Regions from separate parts of the Homo sapiens genome. Here regions 2 and 3 are each linked to region 1. The links are chromatin contacts, found by Hi-C in ENCODE. All regions are on one chromosome and are shown on one strand. Each heading gives the region's core, a stretch centred on a gene start or an enhancer-like site at or near the end of the contact. The rest is flanking DNA. Distances are from core to core; before and after follow the strand shown.

Region 1 (4,659 bases), core at 1,097-3,596:
TACTAACTATTGCATAAAGCGGACTTCCTGCTTATTTATTGCTTGGAATTACCATCTTCAGTGCAGTCGAGGGTGAGTCTAACCGCATAGGGTGCAACTATGTTACTGTCCTTCCTCTTCACGGCAAATAAGACACACAATTCATCTTTCACAAGACCATAAAATGGGACTTCCTTTTTTAAAAAAAAGTTCCTCAATAGAAGCATGCTTAAAAATCTTTCCCACATCCTCTAAACCTTCCAAAGATCCAGTCTTCCCTTCATTATACTTTCCTACAATAACAAATTTTTTTGAAAGAGTACACTCAACCTGTCTGAACTTCAAGATTATAATTTTTATCTAGTACTGTACTTATCTCTGCCACCTACTCAAATTACCCTTAAGGAAACCAAGGATACCTGAAACGCCAAAATCAAATACTTATTTTTCAAGTCTTAACCTTATCTGTCCTGGGGATGAAGGAACTGGTGCAGTGTTCACTAGAATGATAGTAATTATGGAGCTCTTAAGGAGCTCTACTCTGTGCCAGGCACTGTACTAAGCATTCAAAAATGTTCATTTAATCTTCACAACATCCCTGAGAAGTACTACCCCCTTTTAATAGATTAAAATTGGGGCTCAAAATTACCCAGAGGCCAAGTAGTTAGTGAAGCCCATATGATTCCAATGTTTGCAGTCTCTTCCCAATTCTGTGGCATTTTCTCCATCTCTTTCACTATTTCATCAACGACGCTTATAATCAATTCTCTTATTTCACATGCTCTCCTTGGCAATTTCATTTCCTCCCAAAGCTTTAACTACATTCTATATTAGTGCTTCCCAACTTTTTAAATCTTTCTGTAAATATAAACATTTTGTGCTCTCTGTAGCTTATATTTTGAAAATAAGTTTTTTCCCATAGAAATTACAATATTGAATATGTTTGTTCAAACTACACTTCCTTCCACCACTCAAGATCTGTTAACCTCTAATGAATTGCCCCATGATTGACATCAATAGACCTTGATGCAGAAATATTTTATTGGAGAGATATCAAATCAATCTCTATTTCCTCTTCCCATGTCCACTTCTGCTAGACATTTCTCTCGAGTCATAAACATCTTTAACTGTCTAATAAGCATAGTTCCATGACTGTCGCCCCAGGCCCTTCAACATAAACCTGTCTAAAACCAAACTCTCATTTCCCTTAGCAAACCTGTTCTCTGCGTTCTCCAGCTAATCTTGTCACAACCCACCCTTGTCTATTCTTTAAGGTACCTACCTGCAAAACCGTAACGCTGATACTCTGACTTCCTTGAGCTACCAGGTAAAAAAATCAACCACTACAGGAGTGCCTATTATGGCCTGGAGTAGAGGAATGCAAAATAGTTCAAAATATCCTCTTCCTCCTGAAGAAACAGATTTTTTTTTTTTTTTGGAGAGGCATGTTCCAACTTATAAAATTAAAATATATTCACAAGCATTTTAATTTGATCTTTAATCTCTGTTTTACAGGAAAAAAAAATGAGATGTTACTTTCCACTCCTTCATTGTTGAAATAAACTTACACTCAACTAAAAGAAAACAGGTCTGAATACAATAAAAGTCAACAGGACAGCGCAAATAGCCAACTACCCAAGGACACAAAGTGACCTGGAGGCGTTCTGCGGTGGCGCTGCCGTCAAGGCCGGGGCCGCCTGGCCAGACCCTCCCTCAGACGCCCCCCGGGGCCGCCCTCACTCCCGCACGTCCCTCTGCAGCTGTCCTCAGCCGGTGGGGTCGGCAGTGACCGCGGGAAAACCCCGCTTGCTGTGCGACCCAGGGCGCGCTGAGCAGGGGCTGCGGCTGCCGCCGCTGTCCGGCTCCGGTTCCGGCCCCGGCCCCGGGCCCGGCCAGAGCTGAGTCCGGACTCAGCCAAAGCCCCTCGCCTTCAGCTTCCCAGACGTCCGACCAGTGGAAAATTAGCATACCTGGGGCAGAAGGCAGCTGCAGGGCCGGCAGTCCTGGCAAACCTAGAAGGCGGGAATAACCCTGGTGACGGGCGGGGCCGGGCTCCGGCGCTAACTGCATCCACTAGGTTTGGTCAACACAGAGCCGCGCCAACTCTCTGAGGCTGCGCCAAGACCTGAAGCGGCGGACCGAGAGCCCGGGTCTGAGACTGAGAGAGCAACGGAATGGAGGCGGGGTAGAGGCGGAAACACAACCTGCAGGGCCAGAGCGAGGCGCGAGAAGGACGGCGGCGTGAGGGGGCGGGGCGCGCAGCGCGAGAAGGCAGGCACGAGGGGCGAGCGCGAGGCGGGGCACGGCGCGTGGCGTGAGACGGGGCGGGGCGCGCGTATCGGCGCCGCGGCCGCGTGACGCGTTTTCAAATCTTCAACCGCCGCAGCCCACTCGTTTGTGCTTTGCGCCTTCCTCCTCCGCGCCTTGGAGCCGGATCCGGCCCCGGAAACCCGACCTGCAGACGCGGTACCTCTACTGCGTAGAGGCCGTAGCTGGCGGAAGGAGAGAGGCGGCCGTCCTGTCAACAGGCCGGGGGAAGCCGTGCTTTCGCGGCTGCCCGGTGCGACACTTTCTCCGGACCCAGCATGTAGGTGCCGGGCGACTGCCATGAACTCCGGAGCCATGAGGATCCACAGTAAAGGACATTTCCAGGGTAAGAAGCCCCTCCTCCGCCTGCAGTCCCTTTAATCCTTTCCTCCCCTCGTGGTTCCACCATTGATTCTTCAGACTTCTCCCGCCGGGTCCTCAGCTTCTTTTCTTCTGACCGGCCTCTGGGGTCTGAAGGAAGGAGCCCCCGTTCAGTGTTTTGCCTAAGAAGGAACGGATCCTGACCCGGCCCCTCGAGCGCTCTGCCGTTTACAGCGGCGGTCCCAGATTGATTCCCGGTCGTGCCTTCGGTTGAAAACTAGCAAACAATGTGCAGATCCGGGACCTCGCCGGGACTGCGGCGCTGTCTGCTCCCGGGCTCTCGCATATGCTAAGCCTCCGCCCGGGCCCTTGGAGGCGACGGACTGCATCCTCAATTTAAAGTCAGACGCGCTCGTGGCTTTTCGCTTCAGGATTAGATTGAGTGATTGTGGGTGGATTTTTGGTCTTACCCTTGAAAGTTTATTTTCCTTTCCTCATAAGTTGGGGGAAAGCATTGTATTTCAAACACCCCATTGCTGGTTTCAACATTACAAACAGGGAAACAAAAGCAAATTTCCATTTTCAGTCACTTTATTTGGTGAAACATTCCAGCACCTAAGTTTTTTGTACAGGTGTTTGTGTGTGTGTAGTAACTACCAATTTAAGAACAGATTGCGTTTGAAAAATTAATTTTTAAAGCAGTTGCTTGGATCTCAGATCTGTTTCTAATGAAAATAATGAAAGGTTTAGTTCTTCGTAATGGACCGTTAAGTTCTTAATACGTAGACAAATTGTATGTGAAATGGACCGTTTAGTTGTTAATATGCAGACAAACTTTATATGAAACTAAAACTTGAGCAGTCTGAAACCCTTGAGGACTAGGTTATTCTGCGTAACAGAGGATTCTTTCATCGCTAAATGAAGTTTAAACACCAGTTTTGAATGTTCAGCAGAATGGCAGATGCTCAATAAATAGTTGAGTATTAAATATCCCCATGGAGTTTACATCCTAAAAAAAGAAAATCTTTCAAAAGAGTTTTATATAGTTCCGTGCCTCAGGAATAAACACACGAATATTTCTTGCTGAGTCAACTATTATTTTACAATATGCGGTCTGTGAAAGTATATAGGGCATTTTGCCTCTATCCTAAGTAGTACTACAAAGAAATACATTTCAATGCTAATAACTTAAACTGGTAGGGTTGTAAGGATTTTTATTCTGTAATATTGTATAATGAAATATTTTAAAAATAGTAAAAGTGTCTGTGTAAAACATCTGATTCTAAACATCTTTAATAGGTGGAATCCAAGTCAAAAATGAAAAAAACAGACCATCTCTGAAATCTCTGAAAACTGATAACAGGCCAGAAAAATCCAAATGTAAGCCACTTTGGGGAAAAGTATTTTACCTTGACTTACCTTCTGTCACCATATCTGAAAAACTTCAAAAGGACATTAAGGATCTGGGAGGGGTAAGTGAAAACCGTACACTGGCATAGAAGGAAAAATTTGTAACTAGTACTTTCTACTGTGTAATCATTTAAATTTTTCATTTTGGAAAACGCTTCTATTAGCACCAAGCTTAACATTTTTATCAGCTGTTTATCGTTAACAAAAAACCATTTGTTTTAACCTTTTGTGGACTGACAGACCTTTCAGGTTTCTCTGATTAGCAGTCTAGTGTAAAGTTCTTAGAGTGTAAGACTCCCCTGTCCTAGTGGAACTGCTCATTGACTGCTTACTGTAATGTTGGAATGTCCTCCAGATAACAGCAATTTCTTGATTATGAATCTTGGGGAGCTACATAAGTTTGTCTGGACTAGTGTAACAGTTAAGAATGTTACTACAGAACAGCCATGCAAACCACAGTTAAAATTGTTCCTGAGTGATACAGATGTTGTTTCAACAGAATGAATGTTATTAAAGGAAAAGAAATTTGCATTAAGAATCTGGAATACCTTCTTTCCTACCTTATACACTGATTAGATGATTGGGAAATTAGAAAACTCAGGCAAAATTCTAGGACCTTAATAGGATTAAGGTTGATATTGG
Region 2 (4,620 bases), core at 1,520-4,019, 2.3 Mb after region 1:
AGACTCCACTATATCATTCTGATGCCTTTGTGTCCTCATAGCTTAGCTCCAGCTTATGAATGAGAACATATGTTTGGTTTTCCACTCTGAGTTATTTCACTTAGAATAATCATCTCTAATTCCATCCAGGTTGCTGAGAATGCCATTATTTTGTTCCTTTTTATGGCTGAGTAGTATTCTGTGGTATATATATACTATATTTTCTTTATCCACTCGTTGGTTGATGGACATTTAGGCTGGTTCCATATTTTTTGCAATTGTGAATTGCGCTGGTATAAACATGTGCAAACACAGTCTACTTCAGATTATATTTACATGTATAAATCTATTGATGTATATTAATGTACATTGACAAATAAATGTAAGGTGATGTTAACAGAATTTCATGTTTATTGAATTCTTTGGTTTTAAAACAAAGCAGCATTTCACAAAAATTATTCTATTTTATTATAAGCACTGCTTACAAACAAATTTGTTCAAAACAAATTTGGGGGTTTGGGGAATAGGTTAGGTAAAATGTTTTTACCATAGGAATTTTCAGAGCCTTTAATTTATTAACATACATTGTGGATCTCTAAAATGAAGAGATTTCTCTTATTGTTTATCTCAAAATCTACTATTTACATCACGACTTACATTTATTTTGTGTAAATAAATCTGCATAAATCTTATTTGCACTTGTTACTAATTTATCGTTTTCACCAAACTGTAACTTCTATCAGGACAGGTAAATATATCTGTCTTCTTCACCACTGTTCCTAGAGTGCCAGCCAGGGCATATAGAAGTGGCTCAATATTTTTGAAGTGAATGACTTGCTAGAGCAGCATTTAGGCAAACTAGTGCCTAAAGTCACACATTTTGGGAACTACCACTCTAAAGTTATTTAATTGTATAATAACTTCAAAGGAAAAAAATGTGTTAATGCCCCTAGGCCACTAGAGATCCATTTAATAATTATTGCTTCGCTTCAGTTGAGTCACTTACTACTTTAGGGAACAGAAGAGATTTCTCAGAGAGCACCTCATGACCTGGAAAAGTCTTGCAAAATCATTTTCATACTCTGCATCTCCAGCTGAAAAACAATGATAAAATTAGTTACCATGGAAGTTAAAGGAATCATGCTTTGCATTAACACCAACAGTCTTCTGGAACACATTTGGTAACATTAGATTTCCCATCAAAGATATTTGTTTATTTTAATAGTTCAAGCATGAAAAAGAGATATCCCTTTTGGAAGCTGCAAATTGTTGACTCACTGATTCTCATTTAGGAAAAGGGATTTCACATTACTTTATCTATTTTCTCAATAGTCAAAGCCCATGTTAAGAGAGCTTTTAAACATATTTAAAATATATGGCTTACCTACATGTTTTACATGATAATTTATGGTTATAGAAGTTAGAAAGTGCAATTTCTTTTAATATCCCCGTGGGGAAGTTATATAATTCTATAGTTTTTTAAAATATATGGAAAAGCAATATACTTTCCGTTAACTGCTAAGATTCATGAATTTTCTCCACAAGTTCTCCAGAGGAACTACTAGAAAAAACTCCACGAATCTCATTATTTGACAGTTTTGTTGAAGTGAAATTATTAAAATTGATATTAGATTTAATGACTTGTTTCCAGTAACCAAAATGGAAAGTATTCTACCAGCTGTCGATGGTTCCACACCCTGACACATCGTTAAAACCTTAGCTTCTGCCTAAACTTTAAACCTTAATAATATTTGGCGGTAGGGGAGGGGTTACATTTCAAGTCAAACAAAGGATGTATTTCCAAAGCAGCATTTACAAAGGTTAATCTGTGTATGGACTACAAAGGGGAAAGTGCAGTGCCCCAGTGATCGATCTAAGACCCCCCTCTCGTTGTTGTTGTTGTTGGGTTTTTTTGGTCTGGTTAATAAACCACCTAGAGGGATAATTTTTAAACTTAATTTGTTGAAATGGTACTTTACTAATGTATGAAAAAAATTTCCCCAAATTTGAGAATTTTTGGTAAGTTGATTTTATATTTGGGAATAAAGATCTCTTGCTTCTTCTACTGACACCTTCTACACAAAAGATAAAAGGTACTTTTACTTGGTAATCCGCAGGGAGAAAATTTACAGAAACCCAGAGCCAAAGGTGCTCTCAGGGGATCCCCTGAAACATTCAAAGCCATTGCGGCCCCAGAAGGTAAATGGCTTTCGCAGGAACACAGGTCTCCTGACTCACGGCCTAACCTTCCTTTCCCCCACACCAAAGCTCGCGCGGCACCAGCTAGAGTGAAGGTCAAAGTCAACAGAATAATCTCTGCAGTCCAGGGTCTGTGAGGGTCCTCCTATCCGAGGGAGTTTTCATGAAAGGGCATTTCCGAACATTTTATTCCAAGGACACAGTCTAGTCAAAAGACGTTTGGGATAGGGTAAACATGAGGCAAAAGAACACTTACAAAAGAAAAAAGCGCAGTTTCTTGGAGGCTTGTCAGAAGCTAAGACTGGGGAGATGAGAACCAGGGCCCTTGGCGAGAGTTGGGGTGGGAATCGCGTAAGAAAAGCAATTTCTAGAGCGGAAAGGTGACCCCACATTACAAAAAGAAATGGAGTAGAAAAATAGGCTTGACTATTCTAAAGCTGCTTCAGAAAGAATCTCCGGAAGACCACGGAGGAACCCCGCAGGGGAGCCAGGCGGATACTCAGCCGCTCGCGGTAGAAGGGCGCGCAAAGCTGCGGAGCCGCGTGTGTGGAGCTCCCCAGTGCACTCACTGCTGGCTCCCCCTCGGTGCTCTGGGCCCTTCCCAGCTCCCTCCACACAGCCCGGCTCCCTTCACACACCCCCGCCCCCTCCGAGCTCCCCGACTCCTCCCCGCGCTCCACGGCTCTTCCCGACTCCAGTCAGCGTTCCTCGGGCCCTCGGCGCCACGAGCTGTCCGGGCACGCAGCCCCTAGCGGCGCGTCGCTGCCAAGCCGGCCTCCGCGCGCCTCCCTCCTTCCTTCTCCCCTGGCTGTTCGCGATCCAGCTTGGGTAGGCGGGGAAGCAGCTGGAGTGCGACCGCCGCGGCAGCCACCCTGCAACCGCCAGTCGGAGGTGCAGTCCGTAGGCCCTGGCCCCCGGGTGGGCCCTTGGGGAGTCGGCGCCGCTCCCGGGGAGCTGCAAGGCTCGCCCCTGCCCGGCGTGGAGGGCGCGGGGGGCGCGGAGGTGAGCGGGTCGGGGAGGAGCGCGAAAGAAGGTAGCGGCGGCGGAGTTGAGGGTCAAGATGCAGTCTGCGCCACGCGCTGCATCCATCCTCCCCGATTCTGCGCCCTCACCGGGCGTCCGCCCTGAGCTGCGGGGTCCCTCATCTCCTGGCACCTTAAGGTGGAAAGTGAGAAGGGTGGAGAAGGGTGTCTGTTCCACTGATTCCCCCTCCTCCTCCTCTTGGTTCCTAGAGCTAAGGGCAAGTCCTGAGGTTGGGCCCAGGAGAAAGAAGGCAAGGAGACATTGTCCCAGGTAGGATGTGTCCCAGCAGGAAAGGACAGGCAGGTTACTTTCGCCCCCTTGATAGTCTCCCTGCTACTTTGGGTTGATGCAGGGCATTTCATGGAAGATCATGCAGTGCTGCTTTGCGAACAGGTATTTCTAGCAGTCATTTGGTTTATTTCCCAGTAATGTAATCGTGGTGTTTAGGCCATTTCTGTTAGAAAGTAATTGGCCTCTTCTTTGACTGTCCTAAATTATCTTTGAACCCTGTGTTCAGCCTCAGCCAAAACTTGTTGAAAATTATGCCCTAAAAATCTTGCTCTTAAAATAGAGCAGAGAGATAAAGAGCATTTTTGTTGGAAGATTTCCATTTATTATCTCTCCCACCCCGTGGAGAAGGATTGGTGTCAGTTTTTACTCCTCGGGCAGTTAGTTTTTTAGATGGAAAGACAGTCCAGGCCATAGTTAATTATCGCTCATCAGTATAGGAGAAAAAGAATTCAGACTCCTGCCCCACCCCCACCCCCACCCCCAACCTCCTGACTTAGATTCTGGTCCTTTTAACAGCCCCGCTGCTTGGAACCCTTTTTGTTTTCTAAACCACCTCCCCATCCTTCCTTTTCTCCACTTTATTATTTCTTCATTTTATTGATCTGTTTATTTTTTCTTTCTTTAACCCTATAATTTTTTTACTCCGATTCTCTCTTGGTTGCTTCAAAGCTTAGAGGCTATTTAATGGAAAAGCAAAACAAAACAAAACAAAACACCCGTCCTAAATAATTTGCAGGATGTTTAGAAACATAAAGAGTAACTATGTGTGCTGCCATTGGGATGGCTGCACTCTCTGCCTCTTAGCTAGTCACTCTGTCAGGGTATGGGGAAATGAGACAATATTGAGAATGACAACTTGAGCAAATTGTGCAGTAAGGAAATGAAAAGCTTTATCCAAGTCACTTTTTATTGTACTGGTGCTATGGAAAATGTGGTGAATGAACATAGTTGTATTTTAGTACTGAAAAAACAGGACAGGTGAAGACAAATTTTTAAAGAAAGGATTGTAAATGAGTTAGAAAAGTGAGAAAGAAGATACACCAAAAATGTGAAAGAGTAAGACTGCAGGCGTGATAAAGGACATAGGACATCAGGAGATGTATTTATCCCTGCTGGGCCAGAAACCAG
Region 3 (4,633 bases), core at 1,124-3,623, 2.9 Mb after region 1:
GTTTGACTTTGATTTTTAGATACAGTATGATATGTAGTATGTAAGAATTAGCAAGAGTTTAATAAGTAATCAAAGATTGAGGAAAAGTGATAATATCAAGAAGTATATCCATTTCTTTTCTGCTTTTCTAAAACAGTTTCTGTGGGAAAAAAAAGCTACTACAGATAAAAATCTATTTGAAATGGCAACTTGACCTCAGAATGAGAAAATTTGATTTCTCTAGAAATGTGAAATACAGGTTTTTCAAAGACCTCAGTAATGTGTTTCTCCAGACAAGTGTGCTTGAAAGTAGGACCAGAGAAAAACGAAAATACCTCCTCCTCCCCCTCCCCCTTCCCCTCCCCCTTCCCCTCCCCCTTTCTCCTCCTCCTCTTCTCATTTTCCTTCTCCTCCTCCTCTCCTTTTCCTTCTCCTCCTCCTCTCCTCTCCTCCTCTTCTCCTTCTCCTCTTCCTCCTCCTCTTTCTCCCCCCCACCCTTCTCCTACCTGGCTTCCTCCTTCCCCTTTTCTTCCTTCTTAGTTTTTGTTATTTGGTGTTTGTTTGCCTTCACAGAATTCCTTTCTTCATAGTTTTCAGTGTATGTGGGTATTATATGGTACATGTGGCATTATATGGTACATGTGGGTATTATGTTTATGTATAAAAACTCATAGAGAACTAATTAACATAGTAGGTTTCAAATCTCAGTATGTGTGAAAAATCAATCTGAAAAACTCATAAGGATCTACATTTACTTATTTTTTATGAAACTATCCCATCTCATCAAACACGGCCCTTCTCTAGTAATTTCAAGAGTATGTGTAAACAACTACTTTTTACCTCTGTGGATGACTTGGAGATTTTTCCTGTGCTTTGCCTTCTTTTGATGTGTTTGGAGTTCTTCCATTCCTGGTCCTTGATAACTTTGCCTTACTTTTGTTTAGAATTTTTCCTTCTTTCATCATTCATTTTGGTTGCTTGGTACTTTCCTGTCTTCTCTGTTAGCTGGTAATCTCCTCAAGGGCTGTATGCATGTTATTTCTTGCTCCACCTGGAACAATTCCTTGCATCTAGGAAGTATTTCTCTTCAAAGTCCTGAGAAGTATACAACCCATAGCCCTAAAACTCCAGAAGGTTAATGTATTAAAATGGATGATTAAAGTCTCTCAAAACCGAACAATCAAACATCAAAGCAGATAAGCACAAGTCATCTCAATGAGAGAAGTGGAAGAATTAGAAACCGAGTGTGAGCTCGGCTTTAAAGTTCACACACACAGGGGTCATGGGGATAGAAAGGTCACAGAAGAAGTGCAAGCACTCACCTCCTGATATCATTGTTTCCAGGGAGAGTTAGTTTCAGGCATGAAAGTGCAGAACAAATGTAGATGTGAATTAAATTAACAAATGTCTTAGGACATTTGATAGTACTTTGGTTCTCTTTGGAGTTCTGATTGAAGACTTGAGATGACTGTTGCACAGAATTTTAAAGAAATTTGGAGTTGAAACTGTTTCATCACTGTCCGTGATCTTTGAGGATCTATGAAAAATTGGAGAGGCATTAGCAGTCTTGAGATGTCCAAACCTTTACAGAAGACGATAAATCTATGAACCAGAACCGAAGGAAATGGTGTGACATTCCCCTTGCACGCTCTTCTTGTTCCCCCTTCTCTAATGAAAATACTGTTCCGATGGTTTCTCAACAATTAGAAAGCAAAATAGTGACACGAAGTTAGTTAAAAAAAAAAAAAAAGTCATACTTAAATAACCTTAATTCCTTGTTTGGATCAGATTTTTAAGCTAGTAGACTTGCAGAACACTGTAGCTATTATATATCTGCTTATTTTAAAAATGTTGCTAAATGTTCCCAGTTATGTTCTGGTAGATAAGAGGATCATAGGCAGTTGGATGATGTGCTGTTGCTGGTGGTGGATCTAAAACAGGCTGTTCAGCTATACCTGAGAGTAGTAAGTTTTCCAGTAAGGTGCTGTTTCAGTATCTCTTTTACGTGGTAAGGACTTGGCTCATTTGTTTACCACTGAGCTTTCAACTATGAGGACACTCAAAATAGTTGAAAAACTTTTGAATGTTTATAGTAAAAAGGCGACTTCAGTTTTGGAGAGACCAGGCAAAGGAAGAGAGGCAGTGAGAAGCTGGTGTTGGAACCTGAAGGTTTAACACAATGATTTTCAGTCCTGGTTGCACGTTAGAATCACTGCGGGTGTTTTTACAAATACAGATGCTAGGACTTTACCCCACACCAGTTAAATCAGGGGCAGAGCTAGGCATTGTTGTTTCAAATCTCCTCTGGTGATTCTGATATGTAGCCAAGGTTGAGGACCTGTACCTTGTCATCTGTGCAGCTGCAAAAGCTCGGCCCATCCCTCTCCATGCTTTGCCTAGTGCACATAGGGGCAGCTGTGCCGAGCAGCAGCCAAAACAGTAGCCTCTATTCCACTGCTTCCAAGAGACTGCCAGGATGGAATCCTCTGTGCCTCACATCACTGTGTCATATCCCAGGCACTATCCAAAGTAAAAAAACTCCCTGATCATCCACTATGCCTCAGACTGCACCCTCATATTTCTTCTTCCCTTTTGTTTTTAACCATTTGCAAGTATCATGTTTCTTAATGTGTGCCCCACACTGTCCCTTTCCTCCATCCTTTAGGCTCTTTCCATGTGTTCTAGATATAGAACATCATTCTCTGATCAGGAAATTCCTACATATTTTCTACCTCTTCTCTGAGTGTTTACTTCTGCTTTAACAGAAAACTGGCTGTCTCTTGCAGTCCCCCAAGTAACTCATAAATTTATATGTCTGGCCTAGATTTTTCTACTGAGATCCAGACTCATAAATACCAATGCTTCCTTTATGTCTCCAGTTGGATGTTCCCAGACTAAGATCTTTTTCCCAAACAGAACTCTTGATACATTTTGTCTAAATCTTTCATCCTTTAATTTCACTCATTTCAGTAAATGATACCTACATCCACTTAGATGCTAAAATCAGGAAGTAATGGAGTCATCCTTTATAATTTCCGTATCCCAATTCAGTTTATCCTAACAGCCTGTTTGTTCTGTCTTCAAAATACCATTTTCCTTTTTTCCCATTGCTCTTACCAGTACCCTGGTGAGAATAGCCACCAAGTTTCACCCAGAGCCCCACAACAGCTTTCTGACTGCCCTTCCGGCTCCCACTGTGTGCTCCTGCAGGAATTCTCCACACCATAGCGAGTGAGCTGCAGACACAGAAGTTAATCATGCTGTTACCCTTCTTAAGATCTTTCAGTGTTTTTTGTATCAGTCCTTTATGCAGCCCAGAAGGCCCTTCGTGATCTGGCTCCTGTCCTCTCTAGCTCTTCCACCCACACCTCACTAGCTCTATCCTTCTTCCCCCATTTTTTCTTTCCCTTCCTCCTTCTCTTCTTTATTTTTGTTTAACACATCACATTCTCACCCTCTGAGCTTTTGTGCAGGTTGTTCCATCTGCCTGGAATGTTCTTGGTTTATTCTTTTATCTTCCTTTTTTCAGCTTAATCCTTTCCTGTGGAATGTAAAAATTGACCGACCTTCCTTCCTTCCTTCCTTCCTTCCTTCCTTCCTTCCTTCCTTCCTTCCTTCTTTTCTCTCTCCTCTCTCTTTTCTCTCTTTCTTTTCTTTCTCTCTTCTTTTCTCTTTTTTAAGACATGGGCAACTGGACACGGTGGCTCACGTCTGTAATCCCAGCACTTTGGTAGGCCGAGGGGTGGATCATAGTGAGTTCAGGTGTTCGAGACCAGCCTGGCCAACATGGTGAAACCCCGTCTCTACTACAGATACAAAAAATTAGCTGGGCGTGGTGGTGCATACCTGTAATCTCAGTTACTCGGGAGGCTGAGGCAGGAGAATTGCTTGAACCCAGGAGGCAGAGGTTGCAGTGAGCCGAGATTGCGCCATTGTACTCCAGCCTGGGCAACAGGGTGAGACTCCGTCTCAAAAAAAGAAAAAAATATAAAAAGATGTGCATGCTGTGTTGCCTAGGCTGAAGTGCGTGGTACAATCATAGCTTGCTATAACCTTGAACTCTTGGGCTCTAGTGGTTCCCCGACCTCAGCATCCTAAGTAGCTGGGACTACAGGCACGTGCCACCATGCTCAACTATTTTTTAAATTTTTGTAGGGAGAAGGGATTTTGCTGTGTGGCCCAGGCATGTCTCAAACCCCTGGTCAGAAGTGATCTTCCTGCCCCAGCCTCCCTATTTCTTTTATATAGCGTGCTGAGATTTTCCCTTATCACATTTATACCAATGCATATTGTATTCTTTAAAAAAGAACTTATTATAGAAAATAACTAGTAGAGAGCATAGTCATAAACTTCCATGAAGCCATCACCCATCTTCAAACATGGGCAACTCATGACTGATCATATTTCATCTATATTCATTCCCTGCAATTATTTTGAAAGAAAACCCCGGACCTTATATTACTTTATATTAGATTTATTTTTTGAAAGATAAGCATTGTGTTTTAAAACACATGACAATACTATATGATAACATGTAAAAAGTTAAATGTTCCTTAATATCAACTATACAGTATTAAAATACACTTTGTTTGAATCCAGAAAAATTGAGTCTATACATTGCAATGAATTGCAGTTACATGTCAATCTTTTAGTC

What was found. Hi-C counts contacts between places; a loop is a spot of excess contacts on that map. Pooled maps may share reads with other maps.
Region 2: a pooled map shows a loop between it and region 1 (3-fold over the local background). The contact joins the promoter of STEAP2-AS1 here to the promoter of DBF4 in region 1. A Hi-C loop is called at or near these places in 4 of 50 pooled maps.
Region 3: a loop to region 1 is called in a map with no recorded cell type, with 4 times the contacts of the local background. The contact joins the enhancer-like site here to the promoter of DBF4 in region 1. A Hi-C loop is called at or near these places in 2 of 37 single-sample maps with no recorded cell type and 2 of 50 pooled maps.

Annotation. Positions count from the first base shown.
Region 1 is chr7:87,874,147-87,878,805 of GRCh38, forward strand. It overlaps DBF4 (DBF4-CDC7 kinase regulatory subunit), which reads left to right and starts at 2,347. Exons shown (of 12, transcript NM_006716.4): 1 at 2,347-2,632; 2 at 3,907-4,079. The coding sequence starts at 2,587. SLC25A40 (solute carrier family 25 member 40) reads right to left here and starts at 2,214. Exons shown (of 12, transcript NM_018843.4): 1 at 1,950-2,214. RefSeq lists silencers at 1,607-2,056, 2,187-2,446 and enhancers at 1,810-2,319, 2,507-2,626.
Region 2 is chr7:90,208,866-90,213,485 of GRCh38, forward strand. STEAP2-AS1 (STEAP2 antisense RNA 1) reads right to left here and starts at 2,770. Exons shown (of 3, transcript NR_110029.2): 1 at 2,435-2,770; 2 at 986-1,073. STEAP2 (STEAP2 metalloreductase) reads left to right here and starts at 2,875. Exons shown (of 6, transcript NM_001244944.2): 1 at 2,875-3,180. RefSeq lists a silencer at 2,978-3,037.
Region 3 is chr7:90,775,303-90,779,935 of GRCh38, forward strand. The region is part of intron 4 of CDK14 (cyclin dependent kinase 14); the gene reads left to right. Among named protein-coding and RNA genes, the nearest start is that of CDK14, 180 kb to the left of the region's middle. RefSeq lists an enhancer at 1,810-1,869. Within about 2 kb of position 2,374, at least 4 of the 41 ENCODE cell types and tissues checked have a DNase peak (open chromatin) inside an H3K27ac peak, as active enhancers do.